2 separate regions of the Homo sapiens genome follow, and region 1 is linked to region 2. The links are chromatin loops, found by intact Hi-C in ENCODE. Cell type or tissue: chondrocyte. All regions are shown on one strand.

Region 1 (8,000 bases), 550 kb before region 2:
AGGTGCCAACCAGAAGGACCGGAAGGGGAAGGAAGAGAGGTGGGGAGCTGAGCCAGCCATTAAGGAATAAGGAATGCAGGGAGGAGCTTTCCCCTTGCAGCTTCTCCAACTCCCACCTGGGTGTCTGATGCAGCTCTGAGCCCCACAGCCCTCCCCTCTAAGCCCACTGCCCAGGTGCTGTTGGAGGCAATCCTCCTCCTACCCTCTCTTTGATCTGGCGATGCACAGTGAAAGGGGTGTGGCCCTCCCTCCAAAGGGCATCTGGATTAGAGGGTGGGGTAGATAAGTGTAGGTGATAGGGAGGGAAAGTGAAGTACACTGTGTACAAGATGGAGACAAAATGGTTAGAACTGACGGTGATGGGATGTGGAGGTGTAGAGAGAAAGGGAGGCTCCTGACTTGGGTGAAGAGGTGGACAGTGATGCTACTAATGGAAATGGGAATACATGAGGGAGACCACCTTTCCCAGATTCTGCAATAGTATTTTATGCTATACATTTATTAGGTATGTATATTAGTCCATTTTCATGCTGCTCAGAAAGACATACCTGAGACTGGGCAATTTACAAAAGAAATGAGTTTATTGGACTTATAGTTCCACATGGCTAGAGAGACCTCACAATCATGGCAGAAGGCAAGGATGAGCAAGTCACATCTTACATGGATGGCAGCAGGCAAAGAGAGCTTGTGCAGGGAAAATCCCATCTTTAAAACGGTCAGATCTTGTGAGATTCATTCACTATCAGAGAACAGTACAGGAAAGACCCACCCCCATAATTCAATTACCTTCCACCAGGTTCTTCCTGCAACACATGGGAATTGTGGGAGTTATAATTCAAGGTGAGATTTAGGTGAGGACACAGCCAAACCATATAATTCCATCCCTGGCCACTACCAAATCTCATGTCCTCACATTTCAAAACCAATCATGCCTTCCTAACAGTCTCCCAAAGTCTTAATTCATTTCAGCATCAACTCAAAAGTCCACAGTCCAATGTCTTATCTGAGACAAGGCAAGTCCCTTCTGCCTATGAGCATGTAAAATTAAAAGCAACTTAGTTATTTCCTAGATACAATGGGGGTACAGGCATTGGTTAAATACAGCCATTCCAAATGGGAGAAATTGGCCAAAACAAAGGCTACAGGCCCCATGCAAGTCTGAAATCCAGCAGGGCAGTCAAATCTTAAAGCTCCAAAATGATCTCCTTTGACTCTATGTCTCATATTCAGGTCATGCTGACGCAAGAGGTGGAAGGCGTGTTCCCATCGTCTTGGGCAGCTTGGTCCCTATGGCTTTGCAGAGTATAGCCTCCCTTCTGGTTGCTTTCATGGGCTGGCATTGAGTGTATGCAGCTTTTCCAGGTGCATGGTGCAAGCTATTGGTGGATCTACCATTCTGGTATCTGGAGGATACCAGCTGTTTTCACAGCTCCACTAGGGGTTCCCCAGTAGGGACTCTGTGTGGGGGCTCTGACCCCACATTTCCCTTCCGCACTGCCCTAGCAGACGTTCTCCATGAAAGCCCTGCAGCAAACTTCTGCCTGGACATCCATGCATTTCCATACATCCTCTGAAATCTAGGCAGAGGTTCCCAAACCTCAATTCTTGACTTCTGTACATCTGCAGGCTCAACACCACATGGAAGCTGCCAAGGCTTGGGGCTTGCACCCTCTGAAGCCATGGCCCGAGCTGTACCATGGCCCCTTTTGGTCATGGCTGGAGTGGCTAGGATGCAGGGCACCAAGTTCCTAGGCTGCACATAGCACCAGTACCCTGGGCTTGGCCCATGAAACCATTTTTTCCTCCTAGGCCTCTGGGCCTGTGATGGGAGGGGCCACCATGAAGATCTCTGACATGTCCTAGAGACATTTTCCCCATTGTCTTGGGGAGTACATTTGGCTCCCTGTTACTTATGCAAATTTCTGTAGCTGGCTTGAATTTCTTCTCAGAAAATGGGATTTTATTTTCTATCACATTGTCAGGCTGCAAATTTTCCAAACTTTTATGCTCTGCCTCCCTTATAAAACTGAATGCCTTTAACGGCACCCAAGTCACCTCTTGAATGCTTTGCTGCATAGAAATTTCTTCTGCCAGAAACCCTAAATCATCTCTCTCAAGTTCAAAGTTCCACAAATCTCTAGGGTAGGGATAAAACGCCACCAGTGTCTTTGCTAAAACATAACAAGAGCCACCTTTGCTCCAGTTCCCAACAAGTTCCTCATCTCCATCTGAGACTATCATGAGAACAGTGCAGAAAAGACCTGCCCCCATAATTCAATTTCCTTCCACCAGTTCCTCCCATGACATGTGGGAATTGTGGGAGTTACAATTCAAGATGAGATTTGGGTGGGGACACAGCCAAACTGTATCAGTATGAGTGATTTGATGGAATTTTTTCTGAAAAAAAAAATCAACCTCTTTCTTGCATATGGTGGTAGAAAGATATATCTGTATATAAATTTCAAGAATACATGGGGTGTAACTATTCTATTTGACTCAAATTCATATTGCCTTCCTGTTTCAAGTTAATATTACTTTTTCTCCCTTCTTGTCATTCCCTTATATTTTTTACTGTCTAGGTTAAAAAACACACAGCTTCTTCTGTGTAATTGGTCTAGCAAATTCTTCCTGAATTTTTTGAATACTGGGTTGAGGGTCCTACTTATTTTTCATCAGCAATATACCCAGAGCATGTAGTAGTAACTGTTCATTTACAGAGCATTTCAGGAACTTTCTTTGGTTTGAGCCTACCCTGTTTGGGAAACAGCTATGCTGTTTCTTGCTTAGTGCCTGATGCCTGAGTAGCTGTTCAGGATGACGCAGTGGTGAGCCTGGGAACGGGGAGTACCTGGCCTCCTGAGCCCATCCAGCATTCTGCCTCTGCTCTCCTGTGCTTTAGGCAGTGCGTGCAGTCATTCCCTGGGGAATCTGCAAAGCCTGCAAGGCATCTGCTCCCAAGGGCACCTGCTCACAAGCTCCTCCAGTGTCCGTAGTGGGGTGGAGAGGGGTGATGGGGATCCTTTTTTGCCCCTGGATTGCTGAAGCCTAAAATTATATATTAAAAAAAGTCATGATTCTACATTTCAGAGAAGTATTAACTACAGACATTTCGATGAGTGCTGATGTACACTTCAGGCCCTCTCTTAGGAAGGGAGGATGGAGAAAAAAGCTATCGGGCTGCAGGACTGGAATGGCTCACCTTCCAGTGTCACCCCTGGTCAGCCCACCCACCAGAATGGCCAGAAGTTGGCCATTGTAGGAGGCGTGAGTTGCAGGCTGACTGGGCCTTACCCCATGGGTCTTCTCTGGGCCCAGGAAGCATCAGATAGTGGCATGGATTCCTGCTGAGCAGGGGAACCCACTGCTTTCCCCTCTCACAGTCAGGCCCTTTCCAGGCAGGCCCCAGGACCACATGTTGCTTCTTCTCTTTGTTTTCCTCTCAGTCAAGTTTCCCTAATTCAAGGCTTCAAGAGACTGGAGGGGAGACAATGGTCCCTGGACGGGAGGGACGGTGGACTCTGTCTGCCTCTCGGAGACCCTCCCTTAGGAGCTGGGGCTGCATTGCTTTCATTTCTTTTGTTACTGCCTTGAAAACGTGTTTGTCCTAAGAATTGTAGGAAATGCATAGATTATTCTGCCCCTATTACTTTCAGGAACTTTTAAAGGCTGACAAATCCTTGTAATTATCTTTCTATAAATTATATTTATTTCACTACTCTATAAAATGAAACCTACTGCAACACTCTTACCACTATGCGTAATTATCAGAGGCATCTCTCCCAGCTTCTCAGACACCCTTCCTGCCTTAGCCATTCTTCATCTTAACCCAAGGAAAAGAGCACCAAGAAGGGGACCTGCCCACAGACCACTTCATCCTCCTAAGGTGTCCCAACCTGGCTGACATGTTCACGTAGATTTCCACTGGGAACATCCACTTGGCCTCTATCAAGGATTAATCCTTCCATTTCGCCAATAATATCTGTCCCCACCTTCAGTCTCTTGCCTGAGCCTAACCAGGACACATCCACCTCCAGATCCCCACTGCTGTACTTGTCTGCACAAGATCCTCTCCTGTCTTGGTGCCTGTGTAACTTAAAAGTTACATAGGGCTAAAAGTCAGATATTTTGCCTTCCCACTAGAATGAATAATACTATGGGTGTATTTTTTCTCAGTAATATTTTAATCGATTTAGGGTTAGAGATGAACATTGGGACAAGTTATAAGCAATAAATAACAAGCTTAAAAACAATAAATAGGATTATAAATCTCATTGTATCAGATATTATCCGGCTGTGTGTGTGTGTGTGTGTGTGTGTGTGTGTGTGTGTGTGTGTGTTTACTTCAGAGACAGAGAGAAAGGGAGAGAGAAGGTCCTGTTTTTCTCTGCAGATTTTTTAAGTGAGGGGCTTTTTTGGCATAGTAAGTATCAAAATCCTAGATATATATAAGATTTTAAATTAATCTTTACCTCTCAAAAAGTAAAAAGGCTTTTCCAGTCATAGGAAAGAAGAATTTCAAATGGCTGCTGACAGAATAAAGTTTATATTGCAAGATAGAAAATGGATGGTTTATTAATTCTTTAAAACCTTTACATCTCTATCACAGATGCCTATTGAAAGCATTAGTATTTACCCAATGCAACCCACGGTGGTTAAATTCAGAGCTCCTTTGAAATTCTATTGCCACTTAATTGGCTGTGGGTATGCACAGTTAGCTTACTTGTAAATTGGGGATAATAGCTCTTATCTTAAATGAGCTGATGTATGTAAAGCACTTAGTACAAAGCCTGGGATAGAGGCAGAGGGTCTGTGCTTTTTGAAATTACCATTTCAAGAAAAGTTGGTTGCAATGACTGCAATGCTGTTGTTTTATCACAAGAGGGCAGTGCCAGAATAGAAAACGCAGGAAATGTACTTGGGATTTGAAACAGTAGAAGTTTAACAATGTTGTTCAGCCATTTCATGGATCAGAGAATCCGGGCTACACTTGGCCTTGGTCATCACTTAATTTCATCCCCTCATCTATCACTGTGAAATTATCTGGCACATTTTAGCTCAATTTCAGAAAAAAATCTCATACTAGTTTTCTCCCTAAAGTAAAATAATATGCTTTTATTTGCCTTCTCTTTTTTCCTTCTACAGTAACAAATGTTTTTAAGCATTGCATTTTTGTTTACAAAATTTGAAGAACATGTGTGTTTCGTTGTAATGCGGATCTCTCTACCTTTGTCTGTCTTTCTCTTTGCCTCTCTGATTCTTCTATTCACTCATTTCACTCCGTTATTTTCAAACAGAGAACACTGCCATCATTGGAAACATTTTTTTTCTGAGCACATTTATTGAGCCCATAAAACGTGAAAGGTGCCAAGTCCACAGCAGTTGTTTGTAATCTCCTCCTACTTGTCTATGCTCAGGTCAGGCTATTTGTTAGGAGCTGATTGGGAGTTTATTGAGCATCCTGCATCCTGCATTTAGTTTTTTTGCCGTGTAATTCTTTGTTTGGGTGGTTGGATGCAAAACTGCGTCACAATGCTGGACAGACTGGCTCTCCACTGAAATGAGGCTGGCCTCCCTGATTCAGTTACCAGAATGCTAATGCTAGTCCATTCTCATCAAACCTTCCTGCGGCCGGCTTGCCTGATCTTGTTAAGCTTTATTGAACATGCTGATTCCAGGGATGTGTTCTAAAAGTAACAGACCTTGTCTTTGCTGTTTGTTAGAAAACACATTTGCCTGAGAAGTATTTTGCCCTCTTGATTTGGCAGGAAATGCTTCTGCAGCACATACAATCTAACATCTTGACAAATTAAGAGATTGGGTTCCATTTAATTTTATTACTTAAGATGACTTGGAGCACCCAGTAAATTCCAGCACTAAATTCAAGTTCGTGAAATAATCCCAGGTGCTGTGAAACTTAATGGCAAATATTGCCTGTAGGCCTAAAATAAAACTTATAAAAATATTTGCCTTGTTAGAATTTATGTTCACACCTGTGAATAGCCACTGCAGTCCAGCCTGGGCAACATAGCAAGACCTCATCTCTAAGAAAGAAAAAAATATGTTTCTGTCTCCACACATTTAAAGGAGCAATTATTTTTCCCTTGGTGTTAACTCAGTATATGTCCAAAACAATAAATTTGCCATGAGACAATGAACTCTTCTTGAGCCATGAATATGGAAGTGAGTTAAATGTGCATAATAAGATGATCTGATAGCCCTTGAAATTACAGTACAATTTTTAGAAAATCTAGATGTACTTACCACAGAGAATTCTTATGTCTGTTTAATTGATTGTTAGCTATTTTAAATTCCATCAGAATACCTATAACTTGTGTAAGTTGGATTTCAGCTGATGCTTATAGACATTATTTATTTGCAAGGCACAAGTGCCTTAGCTTGAATACCAGTCTTAGTTATATGACACATAACCATTGGCTTTCTTAACACCATTCCCATTTCCATACTGTTTACTATATTTACAATGAAACAAATAAAACGCCTCATATGAGAATGTCTGCTTTAAGAAAACCCAGTGTACATAACTCAGACGTACAAAGCAGATAAATTAAGAGGTGATTAGTTGCAGTACAAAAGGATTCTTTGATTTACAGCACGGTTTGTCAGAAGGGTTCCTTTGAATACGAGCTCCCCCAGAGAGCTGAAGTGTTTTGCAGATCATTCAATCCACTTGACATCCAGACTAGGGGACAGAAAAACTTGGAATTTAAGTGTTGAAAGCCATCATTAGTTGAAGATTAACAAAATGAATATAGAGATTCTCTATTATTTAAATGATAGAAAAAAACTGCTTTGCTTTTTAGAAATATGGATAACCCATACATGTTTGTGACTAAGTCAGAAATAATAATTTCCATTATTTATGGATCACCTGTTATGTGCCAGAAACTATACAGCACTATAATGGACTCTGTGTATTACTTTATTTTGATTTAATACTGCTAATGATATTACAAGTAAGATTGTGCCCATTTTACAAATGAAGATACTGAGGCTCTGGGGAGCATTTTGCCCAAAGCCCACAGGTCAGTCATTGGCAGAGATAAGTTTTGAATTAAGTCTACCAAGGCCCGTGGCTTTTCCACTCTGCTGCTTCCAGGGGATTTTCCCTGCTGAGCATTGAGTGTTCTGACCATGGGTAGCCTCCACGTGGGAGTCCTTTGCCTGATGCCCTGCCTTCCAGCATGGGCGGCTTCATCGACATCTTTATTAACTTACCTAATGCCAGCTTTTATGAATGAAGTTAACTGGACCCTGCATATCCCACTGAAAACACTGTGCCAAGACAGTGCTCATGACTTAACTTCAGCTGGTGCCTGGCTGGGTAAAGGAAAAGAACCTGGAATCTGGGGGGCATCCATGATGGAGGTGGGAAATATCTCGAGGGCATGTTCAGGCAGCACTGGGCAGGAGGGGCAGAGGAAGCAGGAAGGTGGTGTGACACAGCCCCCAGGTTAGTGTGGGGAGGGGCCAAGGCTGGTCTAACCAGGGGTAGCATGATGAGACTTGGCCTGCTGATGGGAGGGAGTCAAAAGCAGGCCCAGTGGTGGAGATGGGCAGTGGGCAGGCTGCCTAAGAAGTCTGGCCACAGAAGGACTGCCAGAGAGGAACTGGGACCCAGGAAGGGCTGTCAAGACAGGATACTGTCACTTTGAGAAGAATTAGGGTACCCAGCAGGTTATCAAGGCAGAGACTCTGAAAGACAGAAACTCAGTTTCTCCAACCAGGGTCAGAACTCAGTTATTAGAACTGGGACACAGGATCAGAGTGGGAAAAGCAGAAATGCCGATTTTATTTTATTTTTTTAGAGACAGAGTCTTGCTGTGACTCCCAGGCTGGAGTGCAATGGTGGGATCATAGCCTACTGTAACTTTGAGCTCCTGGAATTAAGGGATCCTCCTGCCTCACCCTCTTGAGTAGCTGGGACCATAGGCAAACACCAATATGCCTGGCTAATTTTTAATTTATTTTTTAGAGATGGG
Region 2 (8,000 bases):
CTAACAAGAGAGTCAGGCTGTCCTTTGAAGCTTTAAAGCCAGACATTGACTTCTCTCTAGCTATAAAAGTCCTGGATGGCATCTTCTTCCAACAGAAAGCTGTTTTGTTTACTTTGAATATCTTTTGTTTAGTGTAGCCACCTTCATTAATTAGCTTAGCTAGGTTTTCTGAATAATTTGCTACTTCACCTTGTACTTTCATGTAATAGAGATGGCTTTTTCTCTTAAACCTTGTGAATCTTAAACCTTGTGAATTGACCTCTGCTAGCTTTCAACTTTTCTTCTGCAGTTTCCTCATCTCTCTCAGCCTTCACAGAGTTTGAAGAGAGTTAGGGCTTTACTGTAGATTAGGTTTTAGCTTAAGGGAATGTTGTGGCTGGTTTGATCTTCTCTCCAGACCACTTAAATTTTCTCCCTATCAGCAATAAGCCTGTTTTGCTTTCTTATCGTTCGTGTGTTCTTTGGAGTAGCACTTTTAATTTCCTTCAGGAACTTTTCCTTTGCATTCACAACTTGGTTGTTTGGCACAAGACGTCTAGCTTTCTTCTTATCTCGGCTTTCAACATGCCTTCCTCACTAAGTGTAATCATTTCTAGCTTTTGATTTAAAGTGAGAGATATGTGACTCTTCTTTTCATTTCAATACTCAGAGACCATTGTGGAGTTATTAACTGGCCTAATTTCAATATTGTTCTATCTCAGTGAATAGGGGGGCATGAGGATAGAGAGACAGGATGGTTGGTCAGTGGAGCAATCAGAACACATACAACATTTATTGATGAAGTCTGCCATCTTATATGGGTACAATTTGTGACTCTCCAAAATTATTACAACAGTAATAGCAAAGATCAGATTGCAGATCACCATTATGGATATAAAAATAATGAAAAAGGTGAAATATTGCAAGAATTACCAAAACGTTACACAGAGACACTAAATGAACATGCGCTTTTGGAAAAATGGCACTGATAAGCTTGCTATACTTAGGGTTGCCACAAACCTTTAATTTTAAGCATAGTGCAATAAAATGAGGTACGCCTCTATTCCCAAATTGCTCTGCAAAGTTAAAAATTTACACTACTAACATCATTGTGGGAGTTTCTCATATTCTTAACAATATCTGGTCTTATCAGGCGCTTTAAATTTTGCCAGTCTGAGTGAAATTGTATCTCCTGTGTCAGAGGCATTTGAACTACAGCAACTCCATCTTGAATAGGAGCTGGGCAAAATAAGCCTTGAGACCTGCTGGGCTGCATTCCCAGGAGGTTAAGGCATTCTATGTTACAGGAAGAGGTAGGAGGTCAGCACACGACACAGGTCATAAAGACCTTGCTGATAAAACAGGCTGCAGTAAAGAAGCCAGCCAAAACCAAGATGGCGAGGAGAGTGACCTCTGGTTGTCTTCACTGCTACACTCCCACCAGCGCCATGACAGTTTACAAATGCCATGGCAACATCAGGAAGCTACCCTATATGGCCTAAAAAGGGGAGCCATGAATAATCCACCCCTTGTTTAGCATACAATCAAGAAATAACCATAAAAATGGGCAACCAGCAGCCCTCGGGCTGCTCTATCTACGGTGTAGCCATTCTTTTATTCCTTTACTTTCTTAATAAACTTGCTTTTTCACTTTACGGACTTGCCCTGAATTCTTTCTTGTGCAAGATCCAAGAACCCTCTCTTGGGGTCTAGATCGGGACCCCTTTCCAGTGACACTTGTTTTAATTTGCATTTTCCTGATTACTAAAAAGACGAATAGACCAGAGATCTTATCCTTAAAAAACACATACACCAAATTATTTTCTTGTGCTCCCAGGAAGACTAAAAATTTCCCTATCAGAACCTTTCACAGGCAAAGTGACTTAATCTTCCCCTGCTTCATGGATCTAGTAATTCCAAATTTTCATATATTTAGCTTTAGTGGCACAAAATTATATTCCCAAATGTTTATTCATTCAACAAATACTTACTGAGGGCCCTGTAATTCCGTAATTTCACCACCCACCGATAGCCTCTCCTCCTGGCACTCACCTTCTAGACCTTGAGCTCTTTGTCCCTTGCACAGTGGCAGAGTGATTACTGGGTAGGTATATTTAAGAAAGGCTGGAAGACTCCTTCCAATCCATTGTCCTCGGGCATTATTTACTTGCTCACAGTTTTTGTATTCAGTACACCAAGAGAGGAACACAGTATGTCCATGCACTCTCTTACTGCAAAGGAATTAATTATTCCCCAGAGAAAAGTTTTGAAATGAGGGGGAAATGCGAATGTTTTCATTTCAAGCGCTTGTTTTAAATGTTAAGAGTATAATTAGTGTCTTCTAAAGAAACTAAATTTACTTTTTCTTGTAGAAGCAAGTTTTGCTCTTCACGCACACAAAAAGCCTCGCTTTATTTCATTTTTTCGTTGTAATGCCAAGTTTGGTTAAAAGGGCAATGAAAAGTTTTCTCGTTCGCACTGACTCAGGGTAGTTCTCAATTCTGAAGACAGAGAAGATCATCAAGCCACAATTGTTCAATCTTTAGTTTCAATCCCCAACAGATAATCGTTAAAGGTTAACTATACTATAGACGTCTTCATCAAGCTGCTGCGGCTTTTCTTCTACTTTGAAAACCACAAGTAAACAAGTCGGCTTCCTGTGCTTTTTGGAAAGAAAGATCAGGATTTAACTCATTTTATTGCTTCAGATAATGGTGTGGTTCCCAGATAAGAGGTGCTACATCCAGGGGCGGTGAACTCGATTATGAAGGGTGGAGTTCGTGCTGGATTCTATGATTTTTTAAATCTTGTAAACCGCACGCAGCAATGAAAGTGCTAAACGCCATGGTGCGTGACCCGCGCCACCCTCACGCTGCTCTCCTTTACCCCCCAGACTCCACTTTTCCTCCGCCACCACGAAAATTCTTGCAAATCAGACAGCTAACCCCGGGGCAATACGAACCATTTTCGCGCCACTCGCTCAGGACCGCGCAGCTGCACAAGGAGAGTGGTCCCCGTAGCCCCTAAAGCCCCCCTTTCTCAAAGGGGATTTTAGGAGTGCCCAAGGCTATCCTTTGAGGTCAGAATATATAGGGGGGTCGTGTTTTTTCCAGGGGGCCACCTAGTCTTGCGCCATGTCTGGCCGTTACCACAGCTTGCAGGACCTGTGTCCCAACGCGGGAAAGACAGCCCGAGCCCCGCCCCTCCGGGCCCGGGTCGGCGCGCCCAGCCTGCCAGCCGCGCTGCTGCTGCTCCTCCTGCTGTGGGACCGCTGACCGCGCGGCTGCTCCGCTCTCCCCGCTCCAAGCGCCGATCTGGGCACCCGCCACCAGCATGGACGCTCGCCGCGTGCCGGTGAGGGCTGGGCGGGCGAACCCGAGGGGCGGGCGCGGTGGGTGCTGGACGCAGGCGGGCGCGGGCCGACCCTCTCCAACTCCGCAGCCTAGCGCTGCCTTAACTGGTGGCCTGCCTAGGCGTTGCCCGCTTGGGCAAGCCCCTGATTTTGTGCACCTGGGATAACTGAGGGCCATGGGGACGTTCCTGCGTGGCGTGCGCACCCGAAGTGCGGGCGGCGTGGAGACTTGAGTCGTTTGCAGGATGGCTAGCAGCGCTGGAAAGCCCTAGGCACGTGCGTCCGCCAAAGGCCGGACAGCGGCCGGGAGCGCTGGCCGGTCCCGATTTTGCCTGCCAGGCAGAGCCAGCCTGCCTGCCCCCTGGGAGGTTGTCCCGCAGCGGCCCAGCCCTTTCCCGCACACAACTCGGAGCCAGTGCGTGGCTCGCCGCGTCTATACCCGCGCTCAGTGGGTGGCCCTTGGGCGCGCACCCCGCCCGGCAAGAGACGCGTCCGCTTCTAACCGCTGAGGGCCAGCGCGTCTGAGGTTTAAGGTCTTGCGAACCGGTCTCCTAGAACTTGGGCTGCGCACGCAGTGTGAAGCGACCGTAGTCCCGGGCGGTGGTTAAGTGCATTTAAAGGGCTTGGTGGGTCAAAGCGTTCGCCGACCATTTGCTCGTTTCCTACTTCCTCCACCCCAACCCCCAACCCCCCACCCCCCACCCCCCAGCCTTACTCTTAGCTGCAGGACGTTGCTCTGAGTGGAACGTTACTTTTTGCTCTAACGGAAGCCAGAACGTAGGGTCGGGCTCCTGGAGAGGGTAGAAGAGTGGGGGTTGGGTGAAACGGAAGACAATGACATGTTTAAAATAAATATCAGGGGTTAGGGACCCTCGCGGGGGTGGGTGCGATGGGGCGTGGTTTCAGAGCTGAGTCGCCGCCCCGGTGGAGCTGGGCATTGGCTTTCCGGATGAAGAAAACCATGTGTAGCTGGTCTTGGAACCTGACATGCCTGAGTTCAAATCTGAGCCACCATGGGACTTGAGTAATCCATTTCGCTTTCCTGAGCCTCAGTTTCCTCATTGGCTAAGTGAGAATAACGATAGCACCTTTGTTGCAAAGAATTAAACCTGACGTGAAAGTGTACTTAACATAGTGCCTGGCACGAAAAACGCCTACTATAAATGGTATTAGTTATTACTTACCTGCCAAAGAAGTTCATCTCCGTCTTGACTATTTGCCTTGCTGCTTTTTTGTGGCTTTTCCTCCAAAGATACGTTTGCCTGGTAAATAACTCTTGGCTTGTGCTGACTTGTTAAAGCTCAGCCTGTATTTCTCGGACAGCTTCCAATAGAATGCCGCCTTTGAGGCTGTCTGGGGCCTCTGACTGCTTGCAGGTAGATTGATGAGTAAAGGGTGGTAATTCCTGCAGTAATGCGATGAACACTGCTGCTTAAGAAGATGGCAGACTTGAGTTCTCCTTCCTGCCCCTGTGATCTTGCAGTCTATTACACCTTCCTGGGGCCTTGAATATCCTCATCTGGAAAATGGGATCTGAGATCCTTTTCAGCTCCCAACATTCATTGTGTCCCAGGCTGGAGTGCAGTGGCACAGTCACGGCTCACTGCAGCCTACCGGGCTCAAGCAGTCTTCCCACCTCAGCCTCCCAAGTAACTGGGATTACATGTACGCACCGCCACATCCGGCTGATTTTTGTGTTTTTAGTAGAGACGGGGTTTCACCATATTCCCCACGCTGGTCTCGAACTCGTGGGCTCAAGTGATCCTCCCACCTTGGCTTCCCAAAGCGCTGAGATTACAGGTGTGAGCCACCCCCCTACACATACACCTAACCTTTATATTTAGTAGCTCTACCTTTTACACGTTGTCCTGCCTTGTTAAGAGGGCAAAAGACAAAAACTTCCTAAGATGATTGAACGGAGTTTACTTAGGGGTATAGGGATGTTGGGAGTGCCATCATCATGAAAATAACTTTATCTGCAAGAGACTGAAATGCGTAATGTTAGGCCAAGAAGGAGGGCAAGAATGTTCTGGTCACCTGACATCTTACATCTTAGCATATTTTGTAGAATCTATACCAGAGCTTGCCCTTTCAAAGTTTTCAGTGTAAGGAATCACTTCTGCTATTCCATGGCCCCATTTAAGGAATAAAAACACAGGACCTAATGCAACACTTAGGAAATCTCGTTAAATATTAAGAAATGACAAACCACTATCCTTTTTTTATACAAGATAGATGCCAATTACATTTTCTGAGAGCAGTGCCAGGCTGTTCAGTATTTATGAATGAATGAAGCATTTCTATGTAAGTAATTTGCACTTTATAAAAGGACTTTTAAAAACTTAAGTCTTGTATAGCAAAGGGACAGCAACAAGAACTGAATGACAGCCTCAAGTAATAGAGTGCTAAAATGGAATCCGGTATCCCACCTGCATTTGGAGTGCTATTTGATCTTTAACTTGGCTCCTTGTACCATTTGTTGAAGCGTTTGATGTATTTGCTTTGTAAGGACTTCTGTGGAAATCACGATAGCCCTCTTGATTGGAAAGGGGCCTGCTTGGAAGCCTGCCATCTTGAAGTAGAGGTCCTGCCCAGTTTTTGTAGTTTGTGAAATTAGCATCACAGTACATAGCCCAAAGCTTACATAAAAATACCTCATTAGCTTGATTTTGGCTGAGGGAGAAAAATCTTTCTCCCCTTTTGTACTTTTGAAATTTCCTTTTAGAAGTACAGTTTAATTTTTTTAAAAAAACAGGTTGGATTTTAGGAGTTTAGCATTAAAATCTCCTGTGGGGCTCAGTATAATGCTAAGAGCTAAAGATTAGGGGCTCATAAAGGTGGGTTGAGAGGTAGCTCTACAGATGTTTGAATAAATTGATAAATGTCTTTACAATTTTCCTGCAAAGGGATCCCTTCTTAGAATTTGACCTGGTTTTGGCCGGGCGCGGTGGCTCACGCCTGTAATCCCAGCACTTTGGGAGGCCGAGGCAGGCAGATCACGAGGTCAGGAGATTGAGACCATTCTGGCTAACACGGTGAAACCCCGTCTCTACTAAAAATACAAAAAATTAACCGGGCGTGGTGGCGGGCGCCTGTAATCCCAGCTACTCTGGAGGCTGAGGCAGGAGAATGGCGTGAATCCATGAGGCGGAGCTTGCAGTGAGCCGAGATCGCGCCACTGCACTCCAGCCTGGGCGACACAGCGAGACTCCGTCTCAAAAAAAAAAAAAAAAAGAATTTGACCTGGTTTTAAAGATTTTTGGGTCCAGATACAGTAGCTAATGCCTGTAATCCAAGCCCTTTGGGAGGCTCCGGTGGGAGGATCACTTGAGCCCAGGAGTTTGAGACCAACCTGGGCAACATAGCAAGACCCCATCTCTAAAAAGAAATAAAATAAGTTAGCTGGGCATGGTGGCACATGCATGTAGTCCTGTCTACTCAGGAGGCTGAGGCAGGAGGCTTGCTTGAGCTCAGGAGTTCCAGGTTGTAGTAAGCTATGATCTCAGCACTGCACTTTAGCCTGGAAGACAGAGCGAGATCCTGCTTCTTACAAAAAAAAGAAAGAAAAAATTTTTTGTAGCAGTTAACAAACTTCCTTTTCTATGTAGGGTATGATAAATGGACATATCTACTCTGTGCTGTTTGAACCTACTAAACTAAAAAAAAATGATGTCTTTAGTTAAATAAAGTAAGCATCACGCTTAATAGGATTGCTATTTCCATTTGCAGCAGAAAGATCTCAGAGTAAAGAAGAACTTAAAGAAATTCAGATATGTGAAGTTGATTTCCATGGAAACCTCGTCATCCTCTGATGACAGTTGTGACAGCTTTGCTTCTGATAATTTTGCAAACACGGTAAGTGCTGCCTGAGAATAAACAGAATTGAGTCTGCAGTGCTCAAAATGCCCCAGATGCTTTGTGCGTGATTAAAACTGCTTGCTTTTTGCCTACATTTCTATACAGCCGTTATGAAAATACAGTATGCACTATAATTTCATTTCACTTTTTGCTGTGGTTCTAGGTAGTAATTGTTGGAGGTAGATTAGCTACTTATTCTATCCTTTTGAAATGTCGCCTAACCTAACATGCATGATGATTTGCCATAACAACTCAGAAATCATTTGTAAACCTCTGAACCATTTTTCTTTGTAACAAAAGCTGTTCTCTTGTAGTGCACTTGTAAATGTGATTTGCTCTCTGCACGGTTTATGGAAAATTGGTTCTTGAAAAAGAAAAAAAATGCACAACCGCATTTATTTATTTATTTTACAGAAACCTAAATTCAGGTCAGATATCAGTGAAGAACTGGCAAATGTTTTTTATGAGGACTCTGATAATGAATCTTTCTGCGGCTTTTCAGAAAGTGAGGTGCAAGATGTATTAGACCATTGTGGATTTTTACAGAAACCAAGGCCAGATGTCACTAACGAACTGGCCGGTATTTTTCATGCCGACTCTGACGATGAATCATTTTGCGGTTTCTCAGAGAGTGAGATACAAGATGGAATGGTGAGTTCGAGAATTTCACCAGTTTCAAGAAGTAAGATACATTTAGAGGCATGACATATTTTTAGAAATTTTTTTCTTGTGATTTTGATTTTAGTCATGCCAGCAGACTTTGTTGACCTTTTAAAAATTTTTAGTGTTTTCTTCATGTCTTAAAGCAGTG

Evidence for each region. Peaks named below come from ENCODE experiments on the same cell type or tissue, not always from the same donor. Only the 100,000 strongest peaks of a DNase experiment are listed, where the experiment ranks them.
Region 1: a loop joins it to region 2, with 2.6 times the contacts of the local background. A loop is called at or near these places in 2 of 110 quality-filtered maps.

What each region holds. Positions count from the first base shown.
Region 1 is chr2:172,801,724-172,809,723 of GRCh38, forward strand. The region is part of intron 3 of RAPGEF4 (Rap guanine nucleotide exchange factor 4); the gene reads left to right. Among named protein-coding and RNA genes, the nearest start is that of RAPGEF4-AS1, 70 kb to the left of the region's middle. RefSeq lists a silencer at 1,641-1,831. In chondrocyte, a CTCF peak has its summit at 4,877 (motif pointing right); no DNase peak of the experiment used is centred here.
Region 2 is chr2:173,351,652-173,359,651 of GRCh38, forward strand. It overlaps CDCA7 (cell division cycle associated 7), which reads left to right and starts at 3,221. Exons shown (of 10, transcript NM_031942.5): 1 at 3,221-3,333; 2 at 7,061-7,186; 3 at 7,604-7,840. The coding sequence starts at 3,313. RefSeq lists enhancers at 2,265-3,220, 2,523-2,612 and a silencer at 3,163-3,432. In chondrocyte, a CTCF peak has its summit at 3,292; DNase peaks (open chromatin) are centred at 3,314 and 3,670.